Linked DNA regions of Homo sapiens: regions 1 and 3 are each linked to region 2. A link is a loop called in an ENCODE intact Hi-C map of the cell type or tissue named here. Cell type or tissue: gastrocnemius medialis. All regions are shown on one strand. Each heading gives the region's core, and the rest is flanking DNA. Links, peaks and the distances in the headings are about the cores only.

Evidence for each region. Hi-C counts contacts between places; a loop is a spot of excess contacts. Peaks named below come from ENCODE experiments on the same cell type or tissue, not always from the same donor. Only the 100,000 strongest peaks of a DNase experiment are listed, where the experiment ranks them.
Region 1: it touches region 2 in a loop (5-fold over the local background); 1 of 110 quality-filtered maps calls a loop at or near these places.
Region 3: a loop joins it to region 2, with 2.3 times the contacts of the local background. A loop is called at or near these places in 1 of 110 quality-filtered maps.

The regions. Positions count from the first base shown.
Region 1 is chr1:10,742,182-10,749,006 of GRCh38, reverse strand. The region is part of intron 2 of CASZ1 (castor zinc finger 1); the gene reads left to right. Among named protein-coding and RNA genes, the nearest start is that of CASZ1, 51 kb to the left of the region's middle. RefSeq lists enhancers at 2,556-3,479, 3,578-4,777. In gastrocnemius medialis, for the core only: no CTCF peak of the experiment used is centred there; DNase peaks (open chromatin) are centred at 2,896 and 4,016; H3K4me3 peaks cover 466 bases; H3K27ac peaks cover 4,820 bases.
Region 2 is chr1:10,663,351-10,670,175 of GRCh38, reverse strand. It overlaps CASZ1 (castor zinc finger 1), which reads left to right. Exons shown (of 21, transcript NM_001079843.3): 5 at 4,605-5,093. Among named protein-coding and RNA genes, the nearest start is that of CASZ1, 130 kb to the left of the region's middle. RefSeq lists enhancers at 4,268-5,015, 5,016-5,764. In gastrocnemius medialis, for the core only: no CTCF peak of the experiment used is centred there; DNase peaks (open chromatin) are centred at 3,598, 4,105, 4,627, 5,675 and 2 weaker places; H3K27ac peaks cover 5,000 bases.
Region 3 is chr1:10,958,288-10,965,112 of GRCh38, reverse strand. CIROZ (ciliated left-right organizer protein containing ZP-N domains) reads left to right here. Exons shown (of 13, transcript NM_001170754.2): 5 at 842-985; 6 at 6,361-6,399. Among named protein-coding and RNA genes, the nearest start is that of CIROZ, 20 kb to the left of the region's middle. RefSeq lists a silencer at 3,747-4,041 and enhancers at 4,344-5,113, 5,883-6,652. In gastrocnemius medialis, for the core only: CTCF peaks have their summits at 3,736 and 3,935; DNase peaks (open chromatin) are centred at 3,952 and 4,612; H3K4me3 peaks cover 720 bases; H3K27ac peaks cover 3,265 bases.

The DNA of each region.
Region 1 (6,825 bases), core at 885-5,884, 79 kb before region 2:
ATCCCACGTCTCATCCTGATGCCTGCAACCTGACCCCCAAAGACAGAAGCGAGTTGGGGGACCTGGCAGGGAGGCCTCACCAGACTGACGTGGCGATGTTAGGGCTGCCTCAGGAGGTCTGATTCGCATCTGCTGCTTCTGCCGAGAAGACCTCCATGCTTGCTCTGGCCACGTGGGCCTTGGCCATCATGGCAGGGCATGGTGGGTGGCTGGGAATTGGAGACACTGTGGAGTTTATGACTGTCACCTACATTACAGTTCAGGTGACTCTACAGGCATAAAACCAGTGGTCAGAGACCCCAGACGAGGAGCAAGCAGTGGTGAAGGGGCAACCAGGCCTGCCCCTGCCTGGAACTAGTGGTCAGGTCGGGGAGCTGACTGCGAGAAAGAGGTACCATGGAGAGAGATGGGCTCTGGAACCAGGCTGACCTGAGTTGCAGTTCAGACCCACTGTTTTATAGACATGGCCGTCACTCTGCAAGCTTAGCCTCATTGTACTCCTCTGTAAAATGGGCACAATAGCATCGTCTTTGCAGGGATGCGTTCTCTAAAATGCCTGTGACCGGACCTGGGACCTGGTAGGTACTGAGTGAGGGGTCACTGCTGCCTCTGTCACTGTTAGGCCCACTCCTAATTTGTCGTCGCTAACGTCTGTTTGAGAAACGGGAAAGGAAATGGGTGAAGAACACGGTATATACACAGGGCTCGGCCTGCCGCCCCTGCCCAGGATAGGTGAAGAACATGGTATACACACAGGGCTCGGCCTGCCACCCCTGCCCAGGAGTAGCTGCTGCAGCAGTAAGGACAGGCCGGGCCTGGCAATCACCTTCTCCTCTGCCAGGCTTAGAAGGGGAGTTGGATGCAGGGAGCCTTTGAAAGGCGAGCACATGGCCGGGCGCAGTGGCTCACACCTGTAATCCCAGCACTTTGGGAGGCCGAGGCGGGCGGATCACGAGGTCAGGAGATCAAGACCATCCTGGCTAACACGGTGAAACCCCGTCTCCACTAAAAAATACAAAAAACTTAGCCGGGCGTGGTGGCGGGTGCCTCTAGTCCCAGCTACTTAGGAGGCTGAGGCAGGAGAATGGCGTGAACCCAGGAGGCGGAGCTTGCAGTGAGCTGAGATCACACCACTGCACTCCAGCCTGGGCGGCAGAGCGAGACTCCATCTCAAAAAAAAAAAAAAAAAGTCAGGCAGGTGAGCACAGTGTACTGTGTACCCTCTCCCAGTGATTGCTCATTCTGGAGGGGGAGCTAGGTGTGGTGAGACACCCCTAATTCCAGGCAGCTGCAGTGACCCACAAGAGAGCAGAGTGGGGGTCTTCAGTGTGGTCGACCCTGCAGCCTTTGATGTCAGCCTTTGATGTCACAAGGCAGGTTCTTTCCCGTTTCTTGCACATGGGCTGGGCTTTGATTAGGGACCCTGAGCCCACCTCACCTTCTCCCCACTCTGCAAAGCCCGGGACAGGGACTGCAGCTTCTGCTCACTCACTGGAGGTGTGCTGAGATGTGTTCTACTCCAGGGTTCTTCCCTGACATCTGGGTGGAACGCCTTTCATCTGCCGCTGGGACCTGGCCACTGTTAGACCCTCAATGGCAGCCATTGCTTCCGCCACGGTTTGGCAGGTGCTAGACTTAGCACTTGGTAAGAATCCCTGCCCATGGGATTTGGTTTGTCTGCTGGGTTGCATCTACGAAAGATGAGCGTATTCAGAACCCTGCCTCTCTCTGCAGACCCCACCTTCCCAAGGACGGCTTCCCCTTTGCTTCCCAGCCCCACCCTTAGTCTCAGGTGGCCTATGTCTCCAAGGGCCAGAGGCTCAGAGGGTATGGGGGTAGCTGGTGGAGTAGCTGGAGCCTCCTGGGGCAAAGGGTCTGTGTGTGCTTACCTTGCGTTAGGGGAATGGCACTGCCAACTGGGTGGCCATCACATGCCATTTGTCACTCCATGGACTTCTGGGCGTCCACTCCTGGTTAGCGGGGGCTATGAGGGGAGAAGCCATGGGGTCATCCATCTTGCCCACATGATCTCAGAGCTACCCAACCCCACATGGGCCCTAGAGAAGGGGCAGGGAGTGGGAGCCTGGAAAACGGCTCCTGGGAGTGGGGAAGGTGACATGTGCATCCTTTGCTCCATGGCCCAGGAGCCAGGGCTTTTGGCTTGATGGGCAGACTTTCCAGTGGGTCAAAGGCCACTCCAGATCTGAGCTTTTTCTTTTCCCTGCTCTCTCACCTCCAGGGGTGGTAGAAAAAGCTCACCCTCCGCTCTGTCCCTCTGCCCTGTGGTGGCCCCAACATGAGGCCAGACATGGGCTGGGGTCTAGGACGGCTCTAGGAGAAGGTCCCGGGTCCAGGCTGGCCCTTGGTTGGGGTGCAAGGTGCTGTCTTGGTTCTGCACCTGCCTCCAGCAGTAGGCATTGCCAGCCTTTTTAGCAGACAACCCTGATGCCAGACCCAGGCAAGGGGGCCCTCATCTGAAGCCATGGGGCTGGGAAGGCAGAAGGGATCCCGCGCAGACTCCTTCCTCTGGGAGCTTCTCCTACTTTCATTTTCTTTTTGCCACTATTTTTTCCTGGGGTCTAATTAAAGACTTGGAGCCGTTTACAGCCTGTGGTTGGCTTTTTATTTGGATCTTTGGCAATTACCTCCTGCCCTAAAATAAGTTTCGATGGAACAGGGGTAGGATTTTTCTTTTTGGCCGAGTTCTCAGCTTTAATTTTGCCGTGCATGCGTGTGTGTGCGCGCACGTGTGAGTGATGGAGTGTAATGAGGCCCTTCCCTCCCCGCTCTTCCAAATCCTGCCTCCTTGTCACTCTCTTCATCTCAAGTGTCCTGTGGCCAAGGCAGAGGCCTGGACAGCGGGAACAGTATGTCCTCAGCTTCGCCCTGCCTCGAGGCCACTCTATGATGACGACAGGCAGGTCATCTGTTGACTCTGTCCCAGTTTCTTCACCTGTGAATGGGGCCAGTGGGCCGGGCACGCCACAGGCTTCCCTCTGCACTGCTTAGTGGCAGACCTCTCACCCAGCAGAGTAAGGCGATCCCCCAGGGCGGGAGGAAGCCAGCACCACGGCCACCAGGCCTCCTTTTCCCCTCTTGATCCACACCTTGTGTTTGAATAGGAGCTCATGATCATGTGCCCAAGGCTCTTCCCCGTTTTTGTCCCTCTCAATTCTCCCAGCTTCTGTGTGAGCAGGTGTGATCACTCCATCTTCTAGACCCGTAGGGCCATAGGTGCCCTATGGCCAGAGATAATGAGTGGCTTTTCTGATATCTCTTGGCTTAGAGGGGACAGAGCATTGGGATTCAAACCCAGGTCGTCTGATCTTCCAAAATCCACACCCAGGACTGGCGACATCATTTGTGGGGCCCAGTGCACAATGAAAATGCAGGGCCTCTTGCTCTAAATTGATTCAGAATTTCACAACACTGACAGCAGGACGTTCAACCCAGCAGGTGCCCTTTGAGTATGAGACCCTGTGTGGCTGCATGGGTTGCACACCCAGGAAGCCGGCCCTGCCCACACCCCCTTGAGTCCCCTTTTGCTGTTTGCCTCTATTTCAATCCACTTGGCGAAGGGCAAGGAAGGTCAAGAAGCTGTCTGTGTTCGTGTCCCTGGTACTGTGGCTTACTCTCGCAGTTGGGGAACACACTGGATTCTTCCAATTCTTGGCCTGTCCCATCTGACCTCTGTCTTATAGGCATGATGCAGGCTGCCTGGGGTTCCCTGAGTCTCTTAGGGGACTTCAGACCTAATTAAGGCCACCCGAGACTTCATGTGAGTCAGAGGTGAGGAAATCAAAATAAAAGGACAAAGAAAATTTGGTAAGAACTCTGTTTCCTTGGGGCAGAGGGTGAAGCTTTTGGGGATCGGTCCTCCCAGTCCCACTTAGGAGCCCTGTGGGATCTTCTTTGTCAAGCAAAGCAAATGGTGACCTGCCAAAAATATCCAGGTCATACTGGGCTTTGATTGCTCTGCTGGGGCTAGAAGGTCAGGTGGCCTATTCCGTAGGCTCATCTGGAAACTTCCTCGCCGGTTGCTGGGGACTTGGAGTGGCCGTGGAGTCTTAGGGGGTATTGGGTGGATTGACGGAGCACATGGCAGACATGCGTCTGCGTGTACCGTGTACCGGGGTGCCTGTGTGCTCTGGTGAGGTCACGGCTCTCCTGCGTGCCAGGCAGCTCTTTAAATAAGAGCTGTCAGGATGAATGGCTCTCGCTGGCTACCCAGACATACAGTCCTTGCCCGCCCATCTGGGACTGTGTTCCCCTGTCGCCCAGGACATGCCTGCTCGTGGTGCCCAGGACATGCCTGCTCGTGGTGCCCAGGACATGCCTGCTCGTGGTGCCCAGGACATGCCTGCTCGTGGTGCCCAGGACATGCCTGCTCGTGGTGCCCAGGACATGCCTGCTCGTGGTGCCCAGGACATGCCTGCTCGTGGTGCCCAGGACATGCCTGCTCGTGGTGCCCAGGACATGCCTGCTCGTGGTGCCCAGGACATGCCTGCTCGTGGTGCCCAGGACATGCCTGCTCGTGGTGCCCAGGACATGCCTGCTCGTGGTGCCCAGGACATGCCTGCTCGTGGTGCCCAGGACATGCCTGCTCGTGGTGCCCAGGACATGCCTGCTCGTGGTGCCCAGGACATGCCTGCTCGTGGTGCCGTGTCTCTCTTCTGCTAATGCCCCCCACCCCACCCCCAAGAAGTCTCGGTACCAAAGTTCCCGCCCCAGGACCCCACCCTTGGCTCTCTTTACCATGCCACCTGCTTCCTAGAAACTGAATTCTGGACTTTGGGCAAGTTTCAGGATTAAATGTGTCCTAAAAGCCACAGCAGCTGTTTTTACGGGTGGGGAGGGAGCAACTTTATCTAAAATCAGGGGGCAGGGTCGGGGTGGGAGTACCCTAGGCGTAAGGGCTGAAGCAGTTTGAGTCTAAGGGGGAGAGAGTGCCCGAGTTTCCAAGGACTGATTAGGTGGTATGCCAAGTGTATTAAATTTTGCAGACATTTTAACAGCAATATGCTAGATAGTTGGGTGTCCCCTGAGGCGGCTGGATTTTTTATATCCTTCACAGAAGGTCAGAACCCTCTTCTGCCTGCCTCCCCCCGCCGCCCCATGCTCCCCGCTCCTCTCTCTCTCTCCCTCCCTCCCTCCCTTTCCTCAACAATTTCCCTCGCTTCTTGCTCTCTGCTCATCGGGTACCTAAAAGACATCTCCCATCCCGCCTGCCCTCCCGTCACGGGATCGGGGTTCTCCAAGGCTGGAGAGGGGCACAAACAGGGCACTGGATTTCTATTTTTTCTCCCTTTCCCTCTTCTCCTCCCCCCGCACCCCGCCCCCCCATTTTGGAGACTGTCATAAGACCTACTCCCTCCCTCCTTATTTTTATAGAAAAAAAAAAAGGCAGGAAAAGAATCCATCTGGCATATGAATAATTGAAATGGCTCAACTCTGTTCCTGTTGCCGCTGTTTGTTCTCAGCTCCCCCGGCCCCCAGCCCATCCCCCTGAGTACAGGTCTCTACGTGGAGGATGCCGGGGTACACTTAGAAGGTTCTCGGTGGAGGCCCAGGGCTCTCCCAGGGCTCTCCTTCATTCTGAGCCCTTTCTCCCCATGAACCGATGGGTCTGAGTGGGGGTACTTGGAGATGTAGTCTCCTTCTCCGACCGTGGGGACAGCCAGCCTCAGGCTAGAGTCTCCCCAAATATCACTCACCCTTGAATGTCTCCCTTGGCCTCTTGGGCCTCAAGGGACAGCTAACTGGACCCTGATTTCGCCCAGAATCCCCTGGGATTCTCCGGTTTATGCCCCAGACTCCTCCTGTCCCCCAGCCTCTGCCCCTCTGTCCTGAGGGCTCTAGTGCCCTGCCTGAGCTTCAGGGACCATAGGGACTCCTATTTGGGGAAAACTGGCTTTGGGAATACTCCCCGAGCTCTCTTTCAGTACTGCTTTCAGGGGGCTGCTCCACCCCCAGGAACTGGCCCAGGCTTCTTGCTCAGAGGCTTTTTTTTCTTCTTTTTTGTGAGATGGAGTCTTGCTCTGTTGCCCAGGTTGGAGTGCAGTGGCGTGATCTCGGCTCACTGCAACCTCTGCCTCCCGGGTTCAAGCAATTCTCCCATCTCAGCCTCCCGAGTAACTGGGATTACAGGCGTGTGCCACCATGCCTGGCTAATTTTTTGTATTTTTAGTAGAGACAGGGTTCCACCATGTTGCCCGGGCTGGTCTTGAACTCCTGACCTCAAGTGATCCGCCTGCCTCAGCCTTCCAAAGTGATGAGATTACAGGCATGAGCCACCACACCCGGCCAGAGGCTTCTAACTCCTCACCAACCCATTCCCCTTCCTCTCCTTCCTTTCAATGCGCTCAGATAAGGGCTTGACCCTGACTGGAGGATTTCAAGTTCTTCACTTCTAGATTCAGCCTTTTTATGGGGAGCCATGAAAGACAGGGATCTTAAACTTTGTTTTCTGCGACAAGTTGAGAGAAAGCACATGGGCAGGAGGTGAGGCCAGGCCAGGGACTGGGGAGAGAATGGACTCAGGCCTGGCTGGAATCTCTGCCTGTTCACTTTACACAGCCTGGACCAGCTACACACCAAGCCCCGCGTCCGAGCCGAGAATTCACTGTCTCTTTAAAACCATTTAGAGGAAAAACAAAATAACTTTAGTGCATTAATTCTAGATGAAGATGGGTCTCCAGATGACAGCCTGATCCACATTATTCCCTGCAAGACAACTTCCCCTCTCCTCCGCCCCCTCCCGCCTTCCTGCCCCTCTGCCCAGCTCTTTGTCCTCCTCCGTGGTTCTTGCTTTCTGAAAAGCGGACA
Region 2 (6,825 bases), core at 1,079-6,078:
TGGCCCCAGACACCATGGCCCAGGGCAGCTACCAGAGTGGCCCCCGAGCTGCCTGGCAGTGGGAAGGCAGGGCCCCAGCCCACCCCCAACCCAGGGGTCTGGTTCCTGGCCCCTGCCTCCCCACCTCCTGATATACAGCGGGCATTAGGCCGCCCAAAGGGGATACTGCATCCTTAGGAAGAAATATGTCCTCATTTTTCTTGAACACCGTTTCCACTGAGTGAAATGTTTAGAAGGGACGCGCAGGGAGAACTTTATTTCCTACCAGGGAGTTCAGAGCCACCAAGCAGAGCCCATAAAGCACCCGGAGCCTGGGAGCTGACAGGCAGCCCGGCCCCAGAACACATTACTCACGGCTGGGGAGGGGCTGCCAGGCCTGCCCGGCCCCCTGGGACAGACCCCCACCCACCCACCGTTGAGGCAGGACAAGCAACTCTGAGACCCAGGGCCATGGGCGGTGGGCACTGCAGCCTCTCCTCCCCTTGAACCCAGGATGCCTGCGGGAGGGGGCCTGGCCCTGACCAGGTGAGCAGGCTACCTCCAGAGAGCAGTGAGATCAGGGGACTGGGGATGCGGTGCAGCTACAGGAACGCCCCTCTCACCCAGAGCTGGCAGGAGCCCTGGCCTGCCCCCGCCTACGGAGGGGGTGATGAGATTCATGCCATAACGGGGCCTTCTCCCGAGGCCCTCCCTTCATTTGATTTCTGAAGCCGGCTGATTTGAATATTTATAAATATCAGTAAATTATTTATTGTAGCAATCTGCTGCACCATTTTACCCATCGCAGTTAACACTTTAAGGGGCTCCGTGTTATGGGAACAGGAAGCGAGGGTGAGGAGGGGACGGGGCAGGGGAAGGAGTCCCCGCAGAGAGGCCTGGGATTTCCTAGGGCCGGCTTAGGGGCCCTAATGGGGATGGGGCCAAGTCCCAGCCTTCGGGAGCTCCTGGCCAGGGTGAGCTTGGGCTCTGGAGTGTCTACAGCCTCCTCCTCTATGAAATGGGACAATGACAGTGCCGGCTCCGCTGGGCCGTTACAAGTCATGCCTTAGTGCCCGGAAAGGTGGACGGTCCAGTCCATGCCCGTTTTCCCCAACCCTGTGCAGGGTCTCCTCAGCTCAGAGACCTGCGGGGAGACCTGCTGCTCGTGGCGCCCTGAGAGGGAAGGTCCCGAACCTAGGAATCCGAGGAGGGGCTGAGAGGCCAGCCCGCCCCTGCCCCAGACCTCTGGCCTCTTCTCTGTCCCCTGCCTCTTCCAGGCCAGGTAAGGTTTCTCAGCCTTGGAATCTCAAGCTCACGTGTGGCACCACATCTGCCTGGTGGCCCTCCCAGGGCTCAGCTGCTTTTTCCCAGGTTCATCCCTGCTAGGCCCTGTGCTTGGCACAGACAGGTGCCCTCTCTCACCTAACAGCCTGGCCGCCTTTCTACAGGGAAAAATCTTGCCCAGGGCCAGAGCTAGCGCAGGGCAGAGCTCCGCCGTGAGCTCCCAACTCCCTGACCCCAGAGGCTAGGCCATACCCTGGTGCTGCGCCAGAGCCCGTGGGGCCAGAGGCTGGAGGCCAAGAGCACCGCCACCAGCAGAGAGTGGGCTCTGACTGTGTGTGGGTCCCAGGCCCCGGCCCAGCCCACCTCGGCAGCCCCTCCCCTCGCCTCTCCCGTCTCTGGGGAAGCAGAGCAGGAGTCCCCTCGCCTTCCCACCCTCTGGCCCAAGCCTGCCTCCTGGGCAGTATTGTTCCCAGAGGAAGTGTCCAGTGTAAATAGAGCAGCGGGCAGGCTGGTGGCGGGAAGGAGATGAAAGGGGCAGTGACAGGGCCGGGGACGGATGGCTTCCTTCCATTGAGGCCTGGCCACGGCGTTTATATTTTAGGGAAGAAAGTCAGAGGAATGTTTACATGGACAGGAGTCTGGGGTCAGACCACAGCGGGGTGGGGGGCGGATCGTCTATGGATCCCAGGGCCCTGGGCCGGAAGGCGGCGGAAAGCTTAGACCTCAGCTCCAACGCACCCCTGTTCCCGCCGCCCAGCCTCACACGCGCTCGCACTTACAAACCTAAGCCCTACCTCTGCCTCCTGCCCCTGTGTCCCCGGCCCACACGCCTCCCACCTCCACCCCTGGGACCAGCAAGAGAGGGAGAGGGAGGGCAGCATCTGGAAGGCAGGTGGGCTGGGGCAGCGCGGCAGCTGGAGGGCAGGTGCCGGGGGAGTCGGCAGGAGCAAAGGGGCCTGGGGCTGGGGGCGGGTCCTGGGTACACAGCTGCACCGCAGCTGGTGGGGGCCCGGGCAGGGACTGAGCCAGGCACACAGCCGAGATGGGGAGAAGGTGGGCTGGGCTGGGTGGGCCAAAGTGCGGGGAGGCTCCAGGATGGGTGGGGGCCCGGGGAGGGGGCGTCACCAGCAGCAAGTGCGGCCCTGGGAGCTTCTGCTTCCCTCTTCCTTAGGATAAATATTTACAGATTCATTTGCTGTCTGCCATCCACACTTGGCTGCTTACCTCCTGGTAAAAATAGTGCAGGCTCCCCCACTCCCCCCTTCCCTTCCCCATCCAGGGCAAGGGATGAGGGGACCAGGTGAGGCCCGCTTCCCCGGAGGCCTGTTGGAGGACACCCGGCGTCACAGAACCTGCTGGGCAGCTCCGAGGTCGAGTGGGATGCTGTGAAGAGGAGGCCCCGTCTCAGAACTTCGAGAGGGGCCCCGCATCGTGCTTGGGGTCTTGGGTGTGGGTGGCACAGACTTGGAGATGTGGACGAACCTGGGTAGAGTGGGCATCGGCTTGGGCAAGTGTCTAAGGCCCTGAAGCCAGGGTCACAGGACTGGAAGGCCTGGGAGTGGGCTGAGAAGACCCTTCTCTGGCAGTGGGCCTGGCTGGGCTAGAGTCACCCTGTCTCGTCTGGGCCAAGTGAGCCATCCGTACTGGCCACTGGCTACAAGGGAAGGATCTGGCTGGGACGGCCAGGCACTGTGTCTATCAGGGGACGGTTATCTGTGCGTATGAGTCAAGTCCACCTCAGGGATGCGGCCCCTGGGTGGACCCAGGTATTGCCATTCCCGCCTGGGTAGGCCTCTCATCGGGTTTCCTGGCATGTGGAAAGTTGGCAGGGGGTGATCATTAGAGTGAAGCCCCTTCTGACCATGGAGCCGGGGGGCCCTGCCCTCAGCCTTCCCGCCTATGTGGAGACTCTGACACGCCCATTCCTCCCGTGAGGGCCATGGAGAGGCACATTTTGTTTTGTACACAGTGAGTGTGAGCCGAGCCCCTGCTGCTGTGGCCACTGCGCTGTCCCCAAGCCCCACCACAGGGTCTGGCCCACAGAAGGAGCTCACTAAATGGACGGACAGACAGACAGTTCCATGTGGCTGCGCTGTGTGTGCACGCGTGTGTGTGCGTGTGTGTGTGTCCACCCTCGCCAGCCTTTGTGGCAGGTCCCAGGCTGTGTGGTGGGTGGGCTTGCCGTATGCCCCCCCAGGACCCTCGGTGCCCTATCAGGGACAGAGTTTGGGCTATGCGGCCGCGAGGGAGGTCGCTGGCTCTCAAGTCGCCTCATGAGGGCTTCCTTCCGGCTGTGTGTGTCGGGCTGTCACATTCGGGGATTAGGTGCTGTGACCGGCGCTTCGGGGCGTTCCGTGAGGGACCTAAGCGATCCCACCCTGCACCTGCTGGAGCTCCTGGGGGCTGGGAAGTGGGCTGGCCAGGCCTTCCGGGGCTGCAGAGGCTGGCCGAGGCTGGGGAGCAAGGTCCTAGGATAGGGACAAGTGGCCCTAGGAAGTGCCATGAGGAACTCCACTTGGATGGCTCTGACTGAGGCTTGGGGAAGGGAGTGGCAACAGGAAATGGACAGAGAGGCCAAGAGGGGGCTGGCAAGGGCTGGAGAAGACCCTGAGGCAGGGAGGAGACTGAGGAACACGGAGGCCTTCGGGAGGGTCCTGAGTGGCTGGGAGAAAAGGAGATCTCTGCTCTCTGCTGAGCAGGGTTGGAGTCAGGTAGGGCCCAGGGACCTGGCCTGGCAGAGGAGCCGCCAGGGGCTGACGTGCTCGGGTGGGAGGGTGCCAGCCAAGTGCTGCCGGGACAGTGAGGCAAGAGGCTGGCACAAGCTGGTCCCTGGCTCTCTGTGACTCCTCCCCAGGAACGTGTGGTAAGGCAGGACGCTCCCAAGCGGAACAAGCTGCCAGGAATGCCACGCTGTCCCTTGACAGCCTGACCGCATAGCCGGCTCCTTAACCTCCCTGGGCCTCAGTTTCCTTGTGTGTCAAAGGGCACACCCCCTCCCAGGGCCCAGCAAGCCTAGGAAATGCCTCCAGGACCTGGGCGCCCCTTGTAGTTGAAGAGGCATTCATTCATTCATTTGTTCATTTACAGACTAGTTCTTGAACTACCTACTCTGTGCCAGGCACCCTGCCAGGCTCAGAAAGTAGAGTGATTCTCAAGCATGGCCACGGAGCTCATAGACTAGTGGGGGAGATAGACACATGCCAGGCAGTCTCAGGGCAGTTTGATGGCACTGTGGTCAATGGGGGAGGCCTGCAGCTTGGGGGATGCAGGGCTGTTCGGGAGGGTGGGTTGTTCTTGGCCTTGCACGCCTCTGACCTCCGTGCTCTCCTCCATCCCTGCAGCTGAGGGCACCCGGTGCACGGACCCGCCTGCAGGCAAGCCCGCCATGGCGCCCAAACGCAAGGGTGGCCTGAAGCTGAACGCCATCTGCGCCAAGCTGAGCCGCCAGGTGGTGGTGGAGAAGCGAGCTGACGCCGGCTCCCACACGGAGGGCAGCCCATCGCAGCCCCGGGACCAAGAGCGCAGTGGCCCTGAGTCTGGGGCAGCCCGGGCCCCCCGCAGCGAGGAAGACAAGAGACGGGCAGTGATCGAGAAGTGGGTGAACGGGGAGTACAGCGAGGAGCCGGCACCCACACCCGTGTTGGGGCGGATTGCCCGCGAGGGCCTGGAGCTGCCTCCCGAGGGTGTCTACATGGTGCAGCCCCAGGGGTGCAGCGATGAGGAAGACCACGCGGAGGAGCCCTCCAAGGACGGCGGTGCCCTGGAGGAGAAGGATTCGGACGGGGCAGCCTCCAAGGAGGACAGCGGCCCCAGCACCAGGCAGGCTTCAGGTGGGTGCCTGGCCTTCGAAGGGAGGCTGAAGGCCAGGACAGGGAGGCCAGTGGGGAAGGGGCAGTGTGTCTGGTAAGCACACCCGACTCCTCACTCCTGCTCTAAATACCGGCCCCTCATCCCACCCAGGGAGGGCTCCTGGAGTGGGAGAGACTAGGACGGGGAGGGGCACCCCAGGTGAGAAGGGAAGGGCTGCAGCTGCCCCACACACAGTGGGTCTTCAAGAAACCACAGGCAGAGGGGTGGACAGGTGGGGAGGGAGGGAGGGAGGGATAGACGGGTGGGTGGATAGACAGACGGATGGGATAGATGGCTGGACAGATGGTGGGCAGGTGACTCTTTACACACACCTGTGAGGCCTGAGCTTACCGGGCACAGTACCTGGCACAAGAGGGGCGCAGCGGTCAACGGCATGAGCCTGTGAGCCTGCTGTCTGCACATTCTGCTACTTACGGAGCTTTCTCGGAGGAGCCCAGGACAAGCTTTGTTCTCCTGCCACTCCCCTTGGCCTCCTCTTCCTTCCCTACACCGCTGTCCCTGGCCCTCCCAGCAGGACGTCTCAGGGCCACATGGATTGCCAGCCCGGCCAGCGTATCCTCTTACAGCCAGCTGCCCCGGCCACGGTCCCCTGGCTGACCTCTCTCCCACGAGGCACTGAGGCCCTGCTCTGCTGGTGTCTCCATGTCCATGTCCTGGGGATCGAGAGCAGCCCTGCGCGCCTTCTGCTCAGGGGAGGGTGGGCCGGGGGTTCCAGCAGGCAAGGGGGTCGCCAGGACCACAGCCCCCAGGTCTGGGCCTTCTCTCTGCCCCCGGCCTCCTTCCCAGCCTTGTGCCCGGTGCCCTGCGCCTCCCCTGCCCGCTCCCCTAGCCCTTCCCCTGCAGCAAGGGGTGCATCTCCTCCCCGTGCGGGGAGCCCTGCGCAGCCACATAATTATGCATGTAAGATATAAACAGAGCTGTTTAATTATCCTTCGCCACATCAGTGACAGAGTAATTAACAAACATTGCGAGATCAATGAGGAAAAGTGTGACCTTCAGTTTCCTCTGATAGGAAAAGCCCTTGCCGTTGCCAGACACAAGGTGATTGTGCTGGGCCTGAGGAGAGGAGAGGAGAGGAACGCGACAAGGGCCACCGTCCCCTCCACACCCCCACCCAGGCCAGCTCTGCCCGCAGCTGACGGGGAGCGGAGTGGGCCTCAGCCCCTGCCTCCTTCCCCCAGAGGAGTGGAGAGCGGGGCTGGCAGAGGCGGGCCTGGAACTGCCAATGGCCTCAGGGATCCAGGCCTCGCCCCCTCAGCCCGACACTGGGACTGCCTACTCAGCGCTGAGCGCTGGAGGACACAGACAGCGGAGCCTTGGCTGCCTCTGTGGGCTCGGCCCCCAAGCCACCTTCTCTGGGCCCTGGGCTCGGCCATGCAGGCCTGTGGGCCCCCTCAGGGACCCCTGCCTGGTCCCCTCCCTGTGCAAGCTGCCTGCCCTTCGAAGCCTGTTTCTCTGCCATATATAGCGAGGGCTCAGCTGCCTCCAGCTATTTTTAGCCCCTTTCCCTGGTCCCTGAGCCACTGAATCCAGCAGCCAGAGCCCACTCCTCCCTAGCTGGGCCCCCCAACCCTGTGTAGCTTGAGGTCAGGACAGCGGCTGACCCGCCAGCCCCGCCCCAGGGGAACAGCTGTCTTTTGGTTTCTTGAGTCCCTCTGTGCACCCTGGGTGCCAGGTGGCTGCCTGTGACTG
Region 3 (6,825 bases), core at 1,598-6,597, 290 kb before region 2:
GGGGCAGAGGGACCCATTGGTTTGACATCTTTGAAGTCCGCCTTGTACCGGAATGAGCTAGACCAGCTCTCACATCTAGTCTCAGAAATGGCCACATGCCTTTGGCTTAGTCATTTACCTTCTCTAAGCCTCAACTGCCTCATCTGTAAAATGGGAATTTTATGTCTCATAAACCCAGCCTTGGCTGGGCTTGGTGGCTCACGCCTGTAATCCCAGCACTTTGGGAGGCCAAGATGAGCGGATCACTTGAGGCCAGGAGTTCAACACCAGCCTGGCCAACATGGTGAAACCCCATCTCTACTAAAAATACAAAAATTAGACGGGCGTGTTGGCGTCTGCCTGTAATTCCAGCTACTTGGGAGGCTGAGGCACAAGAATTGCTTGAACCCGGGAGGTGGAGGTTGCAGTGAGCCAAGATCAGGCCATTGCACTCCAGCCTGGGTGACTGAATGAGACTGTGTCTCAACAACAAAAAATAGCCCAGCCTTATGAGACACTGGTGAGCATCAAAGGAGATAAAGTGTGAACAAATATTTGTCAACTCTCAAGGGACATTAGGACGCAAGCTCTTATTCTGTCTGACTAGGTTTGACCTTCCCCAAATCCCCAAATGCTCCCCAGCCTGGAGGGCTTCCTTGGTGGGGGCTGAGCTTCCAGAGCCAGACCCAAGCTCCGTGTTGGTGTCGACCTTGGTCTCGTTTCCCATCCCTCTTCCACAAGCCCACCTTCTAGGAGGTTCATGGTGTCCTATTTGCTGTGAACAGGGACTGACCTATAATTGCAGGCTATTAACTGTATTTTCCTCTCTCATTTGCATACATGAATTTTGCCCTACTTCCAGAAAGCAAATTACAGGCTGGAAATCAGAATATTTCAGAAAGGGGTGATGGGGTTGGAGCGGAGTGATCGCTACATAATGAAGTGTCCGATGCTAAGGTCAAGGCTGGGCCAGGAAAGCGTCCACTGTGGGCCCATGTTCATCCAGGTAATGGGTTCGGGGGGTCTGGGAGGTGGCAGAGGGACCTCCCAGGCTGGGCTTCTCTCTAAAGGCCAAGGCAGGTGGCCCTGGCTCCTGCACCACAGGACGTGGCCCAGGGAGACAGGTGGTAGCTGCAGATGCAGTATGGCATTGTTCTCCTAGACATCCCTGGGTACTGGCTAGGTCTCTGCTGGGTTGGGTTCTGAGCAAGGACGAGTGAGATGGGAGGGGAGGGGGGATTAAAGCTCTCTGACCTCGGGTTCTGGATTTCCCATCTTGGCTGGCTCAGGGGGCCAGTCGGGTTATCACCAAAGCTGCAAAATTGCATCTTTGTGTCCTTTCTCTCTGGATTGAAAAAATTTGCTAAATTTGCTAGTTTGGATGCTTTTTTTTTTTGACCTGGGTAATGTCAAAGAGTTATAGACCCCAGGTACGATCAGGTGCAATGTCTACATTTTAAACATCAGGGAAGAAAGGTTGAGCCCCACATCCAACTGTGAGCTCTTTCATGGCCGTGTGTGCTCCTTGAATTCAAGTTTCTCTCTAGCTCTCATCAGCGGGGCACCTCTGTAAGCTAAACATGATTTGGATGGGAGTGGGGAGGGCTAGAAACCCAAACATCTATAGGGACCAAACCCGCCACAGAAATGAGCGTGCTGGACTGAGGAGGAAGCAATAAAGAATTTTACTCATTCCTTCATTTAGTCAGCTGGGTTTTTTTGTTTGTTTGTTTGTTTGTTTTTTTGAGATGGAGTCTTGCTCTGTTGCCCAGGCTGGAGTGCAGTGGTGCAATCTCGGCTCTCTGCAACATCTGCCTCCTGGGTTCAAGCGATTCTCCTGCCTCAGCCTCCCAAGTAGCTAGGATTAGAGGTGTGTGCCACCATGCCCTGCTAATTTTTGTATTTTTAGTAGAGATGGAGTTTCACCATGTTGGCCAGGCTGGTCTTGAACTCCTGACCTCAAATGATCCACCTGCCCCAGCCTCCCAAAGTGCTGGGATTACAGGTGGGAGCCACTGCACCCGGCCTGTTTTTTTAAAGAGACAGGATCTTGCTCCGTCACGCAGGCTCACTGCAGCCTTGACCTCCTGAGCTTAAGGGATCCTCCCACTTCAGCCTCCCAAGTAGCTGGGACTATAGGCGTATGACACCATGCCCAGCTAATGTTCAAATTTTTTGTAGAGACGGCGTCTCACTGTGTTGCCCAGGCTGGTCTCAAACTCCTGGCTTCAGGCGATCCTCTCACCTTGGCCTCTCAAAGCCCTGGGATTATAGGCGTGGGCCACTACGCCTGGCCCAGCAAACACTTATATATGGCTCATTCTGTGCTGGGTGCCGTTCTACTCACTTTGCAAATATTAACTCATCTCACCTTCATAGCGATTCTATGTAGTTGGTTCTATATTGATCCCCATTCTGCAGGTGAGAGAACTAAGCAGAGAGAGATTAGGAGACTTGCCAGCTGGTAGCAACAGAGCTGGGCTTTGAGCCAGACCACATGGTGGGGGCTGGGGATGCTGGAACAGGCACAACCTACAGTCCTGGCCCCCTACAGAGGGAGCTGAGGCTGGACTGCACTCCAGCCCCATTTTGCCAGATTTTCCAACATTTCAAGATAAACTGGAAATCTATAATTGTATGTGAAATCCTCCAGTTAAAAAAAGTTCACTTTATTTATTTATTTTTTTGAGATGCAGTCTCGTTCTGTCACCCAGGCTGGAGTGCAGTGGCGTGATCTCAGCTCACTGCAACTTTCGCCTCCTGGGTTCAAGTGATTCTCCTGCCTCAGCCTCACGAGTAGCTGGGATTACAGGCATGCATTACCATACTCGGCTAATTTTTTATATTTTTGGTAGAGACGGGGTTTCCTCATGTTGGCCAGGCTGGTCTAGAACTCCTGACCTCAAGTGATCCGCCTGCCTCGGCCTCCCAAAGTGCTGGGATTACAGGTGTGAGCCACCACGCCCGGTCAAGTCACTTTAATTTTGTAGGCACTGTGCGGCTCAAACAAAGTGCTGGATTTGGCCTGAGGGATTTGGGTGGGCATCTTCTGTCTGTGAGGAGGAGGAGGAAGGAAGGAGGAAGAGAAAGGAGAGGAAGGCAGAACTGAGAGGAGGAGGTTGGAGTGAAAAGGCTGCTGATGACAAACACCATTTATCCAACAAGCATTTGTTCATTTATTTATTTTGAGACAGAGTCTCGCTCTGTTGCCTAGGCTGGCGTACAGCGGTGTGATCTCGGCTCACTGTAACCTCTGCCTCCTGGGTTCAAGCGATTCTCATGGGATCACAGGCATGCGCCACCACCAGTTTAATTAAAGCCAGTTGATTTTTAAAATATTTTTTGCGTTTTTAGTAGAGATGGGGTTTCACCATGTTGGCCAGGCTAGTCTCGAACTCCTGACCTCAACCGATCCACCTGCCTTGGCCTCCCAAAATGCTAGGATTACAGGCGTGAGCTGCCGCGCCTGGCCCCAACAAGCATTTATTGAGCATCTATTGTATGCCCAGCCCTGTGCTGCTGCTGAGGGAACAGATACGACCAAGGCATGACTTGCCCCAGGAAGAGCTTATCGCTTTCTTCTCATCTGATCTGAGCTTCAAAAATGAGTGTGCTGTGGTGGGAAGGGCCCCTGCACCAGCCCAGCTCAGAAGACCTGGGCTCATCTCCGCTCTGAGCCCGGCTCACTGCCATGTTGGACTCTCTAAAGTTCCTTTGCTTCTTAACCTGAAGGAGCAGGGGCTGAGCGGGAGGGGCTTCCTCTGCCCACCTACCTTTATTAAGGGCTCAGAGTGGCCACGCCAAAGCCAGTGTTGGTGCACCTAAGAATTGCGGGGCCGGCCCCGCCCCGGGATCCCCAAGCAGGGCTGCCAGGGCACCTGTTTGACATCCCGGGGCTGGTTACTGCTCCCTTTGCACTGAGCCTGTGATTCTGGAAGCCGCCGCTAGGGGGACGGTGTTGCTGTCCTCACACGACAGTGGGCCTGGGCCGAATTGCTGAGAAAAGCAGAAACGACTCCTCACTCGGGCGCCGCTTGGTCTCCATCGTCCTGCCCTTGAAGCCCAGATGCCCCAATGCCCCAGTCCCTGGCATCCTTCACTGACCGAGGTGTGGGAGCAGGTGGGTGGGGGGGGCTCTGCATCCGTAAACAGAGTCGCACAGAGGTAGGCAGCACACAAGGAGCAGAGGCAGGTCTCTGCTGCCCCCGCCTCCCCTCCAGCCCCTTCCCCCATCTGAGAACCTCATCGAATTGACTGATTCATTCCTGGTGACTTCTGCAGCCGCCACTTCCGTGGCTGCACCTTGAACTTGCATTAAGTTTTAATTAAAGCCGTTTCACCGGCCTTGCCCTTGGCTAAATGCAGCTGTGGGCACAGGGCACATAGATATTTAATACTCTGCCTCTCCCCGCTGATGGCGCAGGGTGCCCAAGGGTGTACCCGAGCCGTGCCCTGCTCGCAGCGATCTGCGAGCTCGCTTAAGTGTGCCCACAGGCCCCGAGCGGGAGGCCGCGCAATAACTATTCATTGCCCTGGGTTAAGTGTGCCCAGGGGCACCCGTAAACTCAATGCAGTGATTAGCGATTGCTCCCAGTGAAGGCTGCCCGAGCTCCTGCGGAATGTCCACGGGCCCTAAATATAGCCTCCTCCTGGCGACTTAAAGGGCACGGTGCGTTTTGGCTGCGTACTTGTCACGTCTTCCCTTCCTTTCTTTTTTTTTCTTGGAGACAGAGTCTCACTCTGGCCAGAGTCGCCCAGGCTGGAGTGAGTGGGACAATCTCAGTTCACTGCAACTTCCGCCTCCCAGGTTGAAGCGAACCTCGTGCCTCAGCCTCCTGAGTAGCTGGGACTACAGGCGCCTGCCACCACTCCTGGCTAATTTTTTTATTTTTTATTTTTTGTATTTTCGGTAAAGATGGGGTTTCACCATGTTGCCCAGGCTGGTCTGGAACTCCTGAGCTCAGGTGATCCACCCGCCTCAGCCTCCCAAAGTGCTGAGATTCCAGGCATGAGCCACTGCACCTGGCCTTCCCTTCCTTCTTTTAGCAGAATTGCTTCCCTCCTTCTTACAGCCTGGCCTCTGGGGGCCTCTCTGTCTTCTTCCTGGTTCAGCAGGGGAGATGGGCTGGGGCACCATGGTGCAGCTTTGGTGGTGTTGTTGAGGAATTGCCGCATCCTCCTCATTCTGCCAGACCTTGTGGACATCTCCTCCATTTCTTCCACTTTGCTCCCCAAGGGAAGGCAGCACCCCCTAAAAGCAAGGCCATCACAGGGCTGACCCGAGGGGCTCCCTGTGGGCAGCCCGAGCCTGCTGCCAACATGGGCTCTCTGGGGCCAAGGAACAGCCGAGCTGGGCAACTGGGGAGGCTGCATGGTGGTGGCGGGCCTTTTCCTGGCCCCACCCACTCCTTTCTGCTTCTGGAAGCCCTTCTTTGCCCCTGGGGAGAAGAGGTGGGTAGCCTTGAGTTGGGGAGCTGTCAAGATGAGTCAGTCCACTCTGGCTCCAGTCTCCTCATTCTGTATTGGGTAGGAGAGGGGGTCTGATGGTCTCCGAGGGACCCTCTGCTGGTCTGTGACTCTGTCCGGTGCCACAACCTCCCTGGCCAAGTCTGACGCAAAGGCAAAGGGGCATTTGGAGAAAGTAGAGAGACTTGAGAGAGCACCTGGGTGGGGTGGCACTGGCTGCAGAGGGGTTTTGGGGAAGGTGCCTTGCCCACGCCATCACCTTGGGCCCTGGTCTGTGAAACGGGAGAATGGTGCCACCCTACGGGATGGCTGTGAGACTCAGGCGCGGTACGAGAAACCACTGTCTCGGTTTGCCTGGGCCTGTCTCAGTTTTAGCACTGAAAATCCCACATCAGGGGAACCTCCCCACTGCTGGGGAACCGGGATGGTTGGTGCCCCTAAGAATGGTGCCATTGGGGGGCACATGTGTACTCTCTGGGACCGTAGAAGCCCTCACTCTCTACTTCTGCTAGTTGGATCCAAAGTGGAAAGAAAAAGGGCGAGAAAGAAATTGGGACTTAGGGAGAAAAACAGACAAGAGGCCTAGGAAACAGCCCCAATGGAAGTGGGCCGTGAGCAGGGTTGGTCCCATGCACACCCGCTCTTGGCCTCACCAGCTGCGCCCAGGACCCCAGCTGCCCCCTTGGCCGGGCCTAGGATGGCAGCTGAGGCAGTGACATTTCCCTGCGTCTGTTGACACTCGAGTCCCAGAACATAAATGATTTTCTTGTCTTAATGAGCAAACAACCCTGCGGCACAGCTCTCTCACCGGCCTCCTGCTGGGGTAATTGCCGGTGCTGATGGGCACAGGCAGGGATGTTTGCTCACCTTTGCTCACCGCTTGCAGGAGACATTGCTTCCTCTTTGTCTCTGCAGGTCTCCCGGCCCCTGCCCCTGTGGAGGGACAATAGACAGGTAAGCGGGCCCCATTGAAGTAGCAGGAGCAACTCTCTGGAAGTTTCTGCTAGGACTGGTGGGTGCTCAGGATGCTCTGAGGCAGCTTTTGAGTTTGCTTGTCCTCCGGAGAGTGTCGTGGATGGTACAGACTCTTCAAGGACCAGGTCTTGCCGGCTGAAGTTTGAAGCTCCCACTGATGCCCTCCAGGCAGAGGCCTGAGGCCATCTGAGAACAATCTTGAAGAGGGGACCCCAGCTTTGGGTGGGAGGCTGGGTTGGAAGGCTGTAAGGTCCTTCCTGTGCTAAGATTCTCTCTGCCAAGTCTCCAGTGACAGGGAGCTTGTTCCTTTGTAAGGAGCTTGTTCCATGTTGCACAGGTGTTTCCCGAATTTTCCTTCTGCTGGTCCTTTGAGTGTTTCCCGCAGCCTCCCCGAAGGATCCAGTC